2 separate regions of the Mus musculus genome follow, and region 2 is linked to region 1. Evidence: chromatin contacts called from ENCODE Hi-C or POLR2A ChIA-PET data. All regions are on one chromosome and are shown on one strand. Each heading gives the region's core, a stretch centred on a gene start or an enhancer-like site at or near the end of the contact. The rest is flanking DNA. Distances are from core to core; before and after follow the strand shown.

Region 1 (3,499 bases), core at 357-2,856:
CATGATTTTACTCTGTAGTCCATACTGGCCCTGTATTCACAGTGTGCTTCAGGCTGACCTCAAACTTGTGGCAGTCCTGTCTCAGCCTCCTGAGAGCTGGGATTGCAAGCGTGTGGTCCAATGCCCATCTTGCTTGTTATTCCTTTAACTGCTCACACCGCTCCATTCCTCAGCGGGGGCAACTCTGCGAGTAGCTCCCCCCCACCCCTCCTTCACTATCTCTTTAGGATACTCCAACAACTAGAGTTCTCTGGCTGTTGTGAAGGTGCCCTGCCCTTCCTGTGAAATGCTCTGAGCTGATTCTAATGCCTCTTTTTTCCTCTTTCCAAATTGTTTCTTCTCAGAAGAGATTTGTGACTCCTCATTTTCTTTTGGATCCCTTGGTCCCATCTTCCTCTCGCTTTCTAGATAATCCCCCCCCCCACCTCGTCCTTCCAATAAACTTTAATCCCTCACCTACTATGTGCTGGATACAGAATGGGGCCTGAGAAGCACAAAAACAGGGTGTAGAAACCAGGCATGGGGAGGCAGAGCCAAGCAGGTCTAACCTCAGCTACAGAGTGAGTTTGAGATAGGTCTGGCCACGTGAAACCTTGTCTCAAAAAAAAAAGTAAATAAAAATAAGCAATAACAACAAAAAAAGTTGTGGGAATCCTTCAGGCGTTCCAGAAACAACTTAGCTTGTTTTCTCCAACGTCTCCCCACCTCTCTCCTAATCCTGAAAGCCCTTTGTACACTATAAAGAGCTGAGCAAACGTTTAGTCGTGTTCCTTTCAGGGAAATGGACCAGCTGCCCCTGCCCCTTGGCAGGTAATGGAGTTATCCTTTGATCAGCAGAGGGTCGGGGTCTGAGTCGGGCAGGACTGCAGCACGTGTCCCTTCTCACCCCTGCTCTCCCTAACCAGCAGAGTGCGTAAACAAAGACGGGCAGGAGGGCTGCCCGGGACTAGGGCAGTGGGGAAAGAGTGGACTGGAGAACTGTAGCTGGCCGAGTGTCCTACACTCCTGAGCATTCACACACTGGCCTCTGGCTAGCTCTCCCTGTCGCAGAGATAGCAGTAATCGCTGGGTTAGAGAGGAAAAGGAAAAGAATGGAAGGATCTCCTCCATAGTCTTTCTCCCACCCCATGCCTCCCCCCCCTACCCCCCAGCCCCTAGGCTTCCCTTTCTGAAACCTCTCCTCCCCCACATAAGTACACATGGCTACGGGTGGACATTAGCACAGACCCAGTTGTACCTACCCCCATCTGCAGCCAGGATCCAAGTCACCTTTAACAGGAGAGCGAAGAACAACATATTATCCCCACAATGGGGTACAAGGGACCAGGAATTTGGGGTTTAGAAGAGAGAGGTGGAGAGGGAGGGAGAGAGAGGAGTTTCTGGCGTTCTATCTCTTTTCTTCTTGTCTCTGTCTCTGCAGACTTCCAGGGACTTGATTTTCCACAGGTTAACACGAACTTCTGGATCCCAGGATAAATTTCTTCCTCTCTCACTTTCTCTCTCTTCCTCTCTCTGCCCTCTCCGTATGTCCCTTCGTAATCTCCACACCACTTACTGGCCAGCAACTTCACAGTTGCCTCCCGCTTTTAAGGTGGCTCGAAACCGGTGTACGTGAGGAGGGGGGTGGTGCCTGGGCTGCAGCCGAGCAGCTCCTTAAATAGCGGATTAGGCATGCAGGATGGCCCAGCAGAGCCCAGCGCCCTGGCCTTGGCTCAGGACCCTGGAGTGAGCTCTTCCTTTGCTATTTACACTGCCGCTCGTACGGGTGTCCCCTGGAACTCTCGGTCAGGGAAGGGGGGTTTCGCACCTCTCCCTCCCAGGACACCGTGTTCTCATTCCCCTGCCTGAGGAGCACATCCCTGGGTGGTATGGGACTGCTGGTGGGGAACCTGTTTCTGAAACCAAGAGAAGTTGAGCTGGTTGGAACCAGAAAGAATTCAGATTCGGGAGATAGGAGAACAGAAGTTGGAGGCTCAGGGAGCAGGTGGGGAGTGGAAAGTCAAACTTTAAAATCTGGATTGTGGAGAGCAAGAAGTGGGGCGAGGAGAATATTTGTCTTCTGCCTCGTCTTTCTCTGGCGCCTGTCACCACCCCCTTCCCTTGGTGAGGCTTAGGTCCACGTGCCTGTGTAGCCTGGGGTGGGGGTGCGGTTTTGTTTGCCGGATAAAGCCCATTTGTGTGCACAGCGGGGGAGGGGTTGTCGCAGCACCAGGGAGAGACAGCATTCTAACTACCAGATCCAGCCACCTCCCTCCCCAGGGAGCCCAGATCTAGGGCGCCTTTTGTCACTGAAGAGGACACTGACCCCTAGCAGAGAGGCCGGGCAGGAGGAGTGATGGGTGACTGTAGAAACAATTACTGTCACCATGAGAAAAAGGCGGACTCCAAAGAAAGAGAGGGGAGGGGCCATAGAAAGGCCATGTGACCAGGTGGGTGAGGGGTCCAGGGGCTTCCCGCCCACCCAACAAAGGGTCCAGGCAGGTCCTGTGGGATCAAGTGAAACTTGCTGTGGTGGAACTGAGTTTGCTAGTGGAGCATGGAGGCTGCGTGGCGTCTCAGGAATGTGGCTGGTGTGCGCTCCCCCACGGGACTAGAAATCCCGATCGGAATGTACATCCTAAGTCCCTCATTAGTGAGTGTGAAGACCACAGATAATTTCAAGCTAGATGGTGAAATCTCTCCTCCATAACCTCTGTGAGGTCTTTCTGCCCTCCTTACTCCTATCAAGTAGCAATAAATAGCCAAAACAAAGGAGCAGAAGCCAAACAAGGGCACGGGATAAAAGCCAAATGAACAGAATAATGCATGTGCCAGGTCATCACTCCTGCGGAGACAGGAGCTCAGAGTGCTTTTCTGTCCCACGACTGAGCTTCAGAGTAAGGACTTTTTAAAAATATATATATATATTTAAAATACACACACACACACACACACACACACACACACACACACACAACGTTTTATCGCTTTGCGAATACTTCATCCCCTAAAAAAAAGTTTCCGTCTTAAAGTTCTTCCAAAGCCTCATCCAGTCCCATCTAGGAAGAATAAAAGATGTGAATACAAGTTAAGATTTCTTTGGTGTCCGGAAAGTTAAGAGGGGGGTGGGGTGGGGGTGAAAGGAGAATTGACACATATTTCACAAGGTAGGAAAGAGGAGGTTTGGATAGAATAACCCCTATCAGGACAGAGCTCCCCTGCAGCATCTACGACCGACTTTCAGCCTCCCAGGAAGTGCGTCTCGCCTGGCGCCACCTCTTGGCTTCTCTACGAATTTTTAAAACTTGGGATTCCTTCTGGACAGCAGTTGGTGCTGAGAGTTTGGGGACTTTGCCTACACTTTTGAATACTGCTTCAAAAAATAAAAAATAAAAAATAAAAAATACTGCTTCAAAGGAGTCTTAGCCCTGGTGCTGGAGAGATGGCTCAGTGGTTAATAGCTCTCGCTGCTTTTCCAGAGGAATGGGTTCGATTTTCAGCACCCACCTGGCAGCTCTCA
Region 2 (3,409 bases), core at 520-3,019, 53 kb after region 1:
GAGAGCCTGACCTTCAACAGATGGGCACACAGCGAGGGCAGCCCGCTCCCTTGGGAAGTTGAGAGGGTCTCCCAAGTGAAAAAGCTGGCTGCCACCCCTCACAGGGGCATCATGAGGGGCTTGGGAATGAGGAGATTGCTGCAGCCATAAGATGCCATGTGTGTCTCCTGCAGTCTTTCGTTTTGAAATTGTTTACACAAGGTGAGACAGAGCACCTTAGAAGACAGGCTGTCCCAACAGATATTCCTGAGATCACCAATCACAAACTGGCTGAGCGAAGGACACCTGTAATCTCATCAGAACCCTGATGTACAACCGACGTACAACTGGCAGGATGCATGGGCCATTCACTCGCCATCAGGAGAGAGCTGGAAGTGCCCGGGGTGCACTGTGTTCAAATGCAGGAGTGACCTTGGTAATGCTCCTGAACTTGGATCCCCTCTCTCTAGGGAACTCAGTGGGGACACCAGACACCCCTGGTTGCCTGCTAGCTGCCTGTCAGAAGCAGGGCCATTCCTTGAGTAATCTTGTTTCTGCATAACCTCAAATTGTGCATCACCCCACACTAACCTGTTCTGTTACCAATGATTGATTTGTGATGTTTCCTTTTTAAAAGCGTATAATTACATTTTTATGGATTCTGCTTTACTTTTGTCTAATTATTTTAAAATAGTAACAGAGGGCACAGAGGAAGCCTTGAGTGACTGTAAAGAGTGGATGGCATTCTCAGTGAATGTGTATGGTTGATAGGGGCTTGGTCATGCCAAGGACCCATGGGTGTGGCAAAGCCTTCCTCCGGGGAGGCTCAGAGAGTCTGCAAACTCTTCCTCTAGTCTAAGTGACAAAGTTGACAGTGTGCAAGTTCTAGTGTATGCAAAGACTAGCAACCCATCTTCCTCTTCCTGGATGTTCTCAGAGACTTTTTGTTTAGAGAGACTGCCTACCAAGATTAGCTGACCCCTCCCCGATGTGCTGTACCTAATAATAAACACTTTAAGATGCCAGGTAGTTGGTGCCATTCCATCAGAGTGCACACAGCCCACCTGACCCCAGCTTTTCCATCTGTGTATCTTTCATTTCTTGAGTGTCTGTCCTTTATTCTCTCATGGCTCCTCATCAGGTCAAGGCACCAAGCCATGCTGGCTGTAATATACTAATATTAATACCAGGCCTTCAGTTTTATGCAGTTAAAACTAAGGGTCTAATCAGATCTGTAGAGAATATAAATGATATCATTTAATATAGAACTACTTCTTCTTCTTCTTCTTCTTCTTCTTCTTCTTCTTCTTCTTCTTCTTCTTCTTCTTCTTCTTCTTTCCTCCTCCTCCTCTTCCTCATCCTCCTCCTTCTCCTCCTCCCCCTTCCCCCTCCTCCTCCTTCTCCTTCTCCTTCTCTTCTTTCTCACCTCTCCCTATCCCCTCCCCCCCCTCCTCTTCCTCTTCTTTTTCTTTCTTGCCTTGCTTATTTTTTTGGAGACAGGCCATTCCAGAACACACTATGTAGAGATCAGGTTGGCCTAAACTCACAAGAGATCTGCAGGCCTCTGACTCCCAAGCTCTGGGATCAAAGGCAGGCACCACTAGGCCCAGATCAGATTACTATTCTTATTTCTGAGTTTTAAGTCCTACTTCTAATGTTAGTAGTCATATTAATACTGCATTTTCAGAGTCTGTGGAATCTAAATACTGTTTCCAAGAAAGACCAAACTGTCATCTATGTAAATTAAACTGTGAAAGAGTACGGTGGGAACTTCCTTTTAAATGTCACTCCAGTCAGTTGGCAGCCTCCCAATTCCTAGTCAGTCAGTAGGAGCCGTTATTTGTACTAAAAATGGAACACACTTGGAAGTACACTCTGTCTGGGGAAAGTGTTGGTAATGGAGTGTAGTGTGCATTCCTGGAAGGGCCCGTTATTAAAAATTTAATGACTAAAGGCTGCTCTCTTTCCTCCCCCTCCCCGTTCTCCCTCCCTCTCTTCCTTTCTTCTCCTCTGTCCTTCCCTCTCCTCTTTGTAAAATAGTCTCTCACTGCAGCTCAGGCTGATAAGGAATTATGATATTCTTGCCTCAGGTTCCCAAGTACTTGAACCCCCGGCTTCACATTCATTCTCTTCTTTTTCTCCTTCTTGAGACAGGCCCTTACTTTGTTGAGCTGAAATCCTCTCACACTACCCTGAAGTCCCTCTCTGGACAGAGTTGATAAGTGTGTGTGCTCGCGATTGCGTGTGTGTGTGTGTGTGTGTGTGTGTGTGTGTGTGTGGCATTGTAGTCTCACCCACCCCCCAATCCTGCAGCTGTAAGCCCAGGACCAAGACAACCTTGAACCCTAATTTATTTTATTCCATGCCTTCTCCTGCCTCATGACATCTGGCAAATGTGTCAGATGGAAAACCTGTAAGACCAAGGAGTGAATTCTCTTTGTTACAGAAGGTCTGTCTGTCTGTCATTCTCCCCTCAGAAGCCCATCACACTATCCAGACGTCTGTTTTTCCTAATGGCCCTCTGTTTGAACCTCAGGCTTGCTCTCTCCCTTCAGACTCAGGTCATGGCTGCCTCTGATGTGACATCTAACATTCCTGATAGAGCATATTTGGTCTCAGCCTCCTGTCTATGAGCCTGTAACCACTTTTAATATTTATAACACAAGTGTTGCCATTTTCCAGGGGGGGGGGACACATTTACTTAAATGGCTATAAAGCTGAATACTGAAATTTGTTTGCTACAATATTTGATTTCTCTTTTTGACTCATATTCTAGTATTGATATTGAAAATTCACACACAGGTGAAAGTGGACAAGCTGCTGACATCTGATTTTTATTTTTTAATTGAGCATTTGTAGATTTATTTATTTTGTTTCTATGAGTGTTTTGCCTGCAAGTATGCATGTTCCCAGTGCCCGTCGGAGGTCAGAGGGCACTGGGGCCTTCAGAACTGCACTATGGACAGCAGGAGGTTGTGAGGACCATGTGGGTGGGAGGGGCTGAACTCAGGTCCTCCAGCAGTGCAATGTTTTAGTTACTGTGAAAAGACACCATGACCAGGGCAACTTACAAAGGAAAGCGTTTCATTTGGGGGCTCACAATTCTAGAGAGCTGGAGTCCATGGCCATCGTGGCAGGGTGGGGTGGAGAGGATGGGAGCAGGCAGGCAGGTCTGGGGTAGAGCAGTAGCTAAAAGCCTATACTTTATTCACAGGCATAGCACACAAACATGCACGCACACACAGAGAGAGACAGACAGAGGGACAGAGACAGAGAGAGACAGAGAGAATTCTAATTGAGAATGGTGTAGGTTTTTGAAACCTAAAAGTCCTCTCCCTCTGTGACACACATCTTCCAAGAAGGCCCCATGTCCTCATCCTTCCTAAACAGTTCTATCAACTGGGGACCAAGCATCAAATAGATGAGCCGC

What was found. A loop is a pair of places that touch in the nucleus more often than their neighbours do. ChIA-PET counts read pairs that join two places held with the same protein, here RNA polymerase II (POLR2A).
Region 2: POLR2A ChIA-PET joins it to region 1 with 15 read pairs in Patski. The contact joins the enhancer-like site here to the promoter of Car14 in region 1. A Hi-C loop is called at or near these places in 1 of 37 maps with a recorded cell type or tissue (heart). POLR2A ChIA-PET finds 5 or more read pairs at or near these places in 4 of 5 experiments (Patski and embryonic stem cell).

Annotation. Positions count from the first base shown.
Region 1 is chr3:95,903,079-95,906,577 of GRCm38, forward strand. It overlaps Car14 (carbonic anhydrase 14), which reads right to left and starts at 1,607. Exons shown (of 11, transcript NM_011797.3): 1 at 1,242-1,607. The coding sequence starts at 1,296.
Region 2 is chr3:95,955,767-95,959,175 of GRCm38, forward strand. No RefSeq gene overlaps it. Among named protein-coding and RNA genes, the nearest start is that of Gm9054, 28 kb to the right of the region's middle. Within about 2 kb of position 1,770, at least 1 of the 3 ENCODE cell types and tissues checked has a DNase peak (open chromatin) inside an H3K27ac peak, as active enhancers do; it is heart, where a contact is called at or near this core.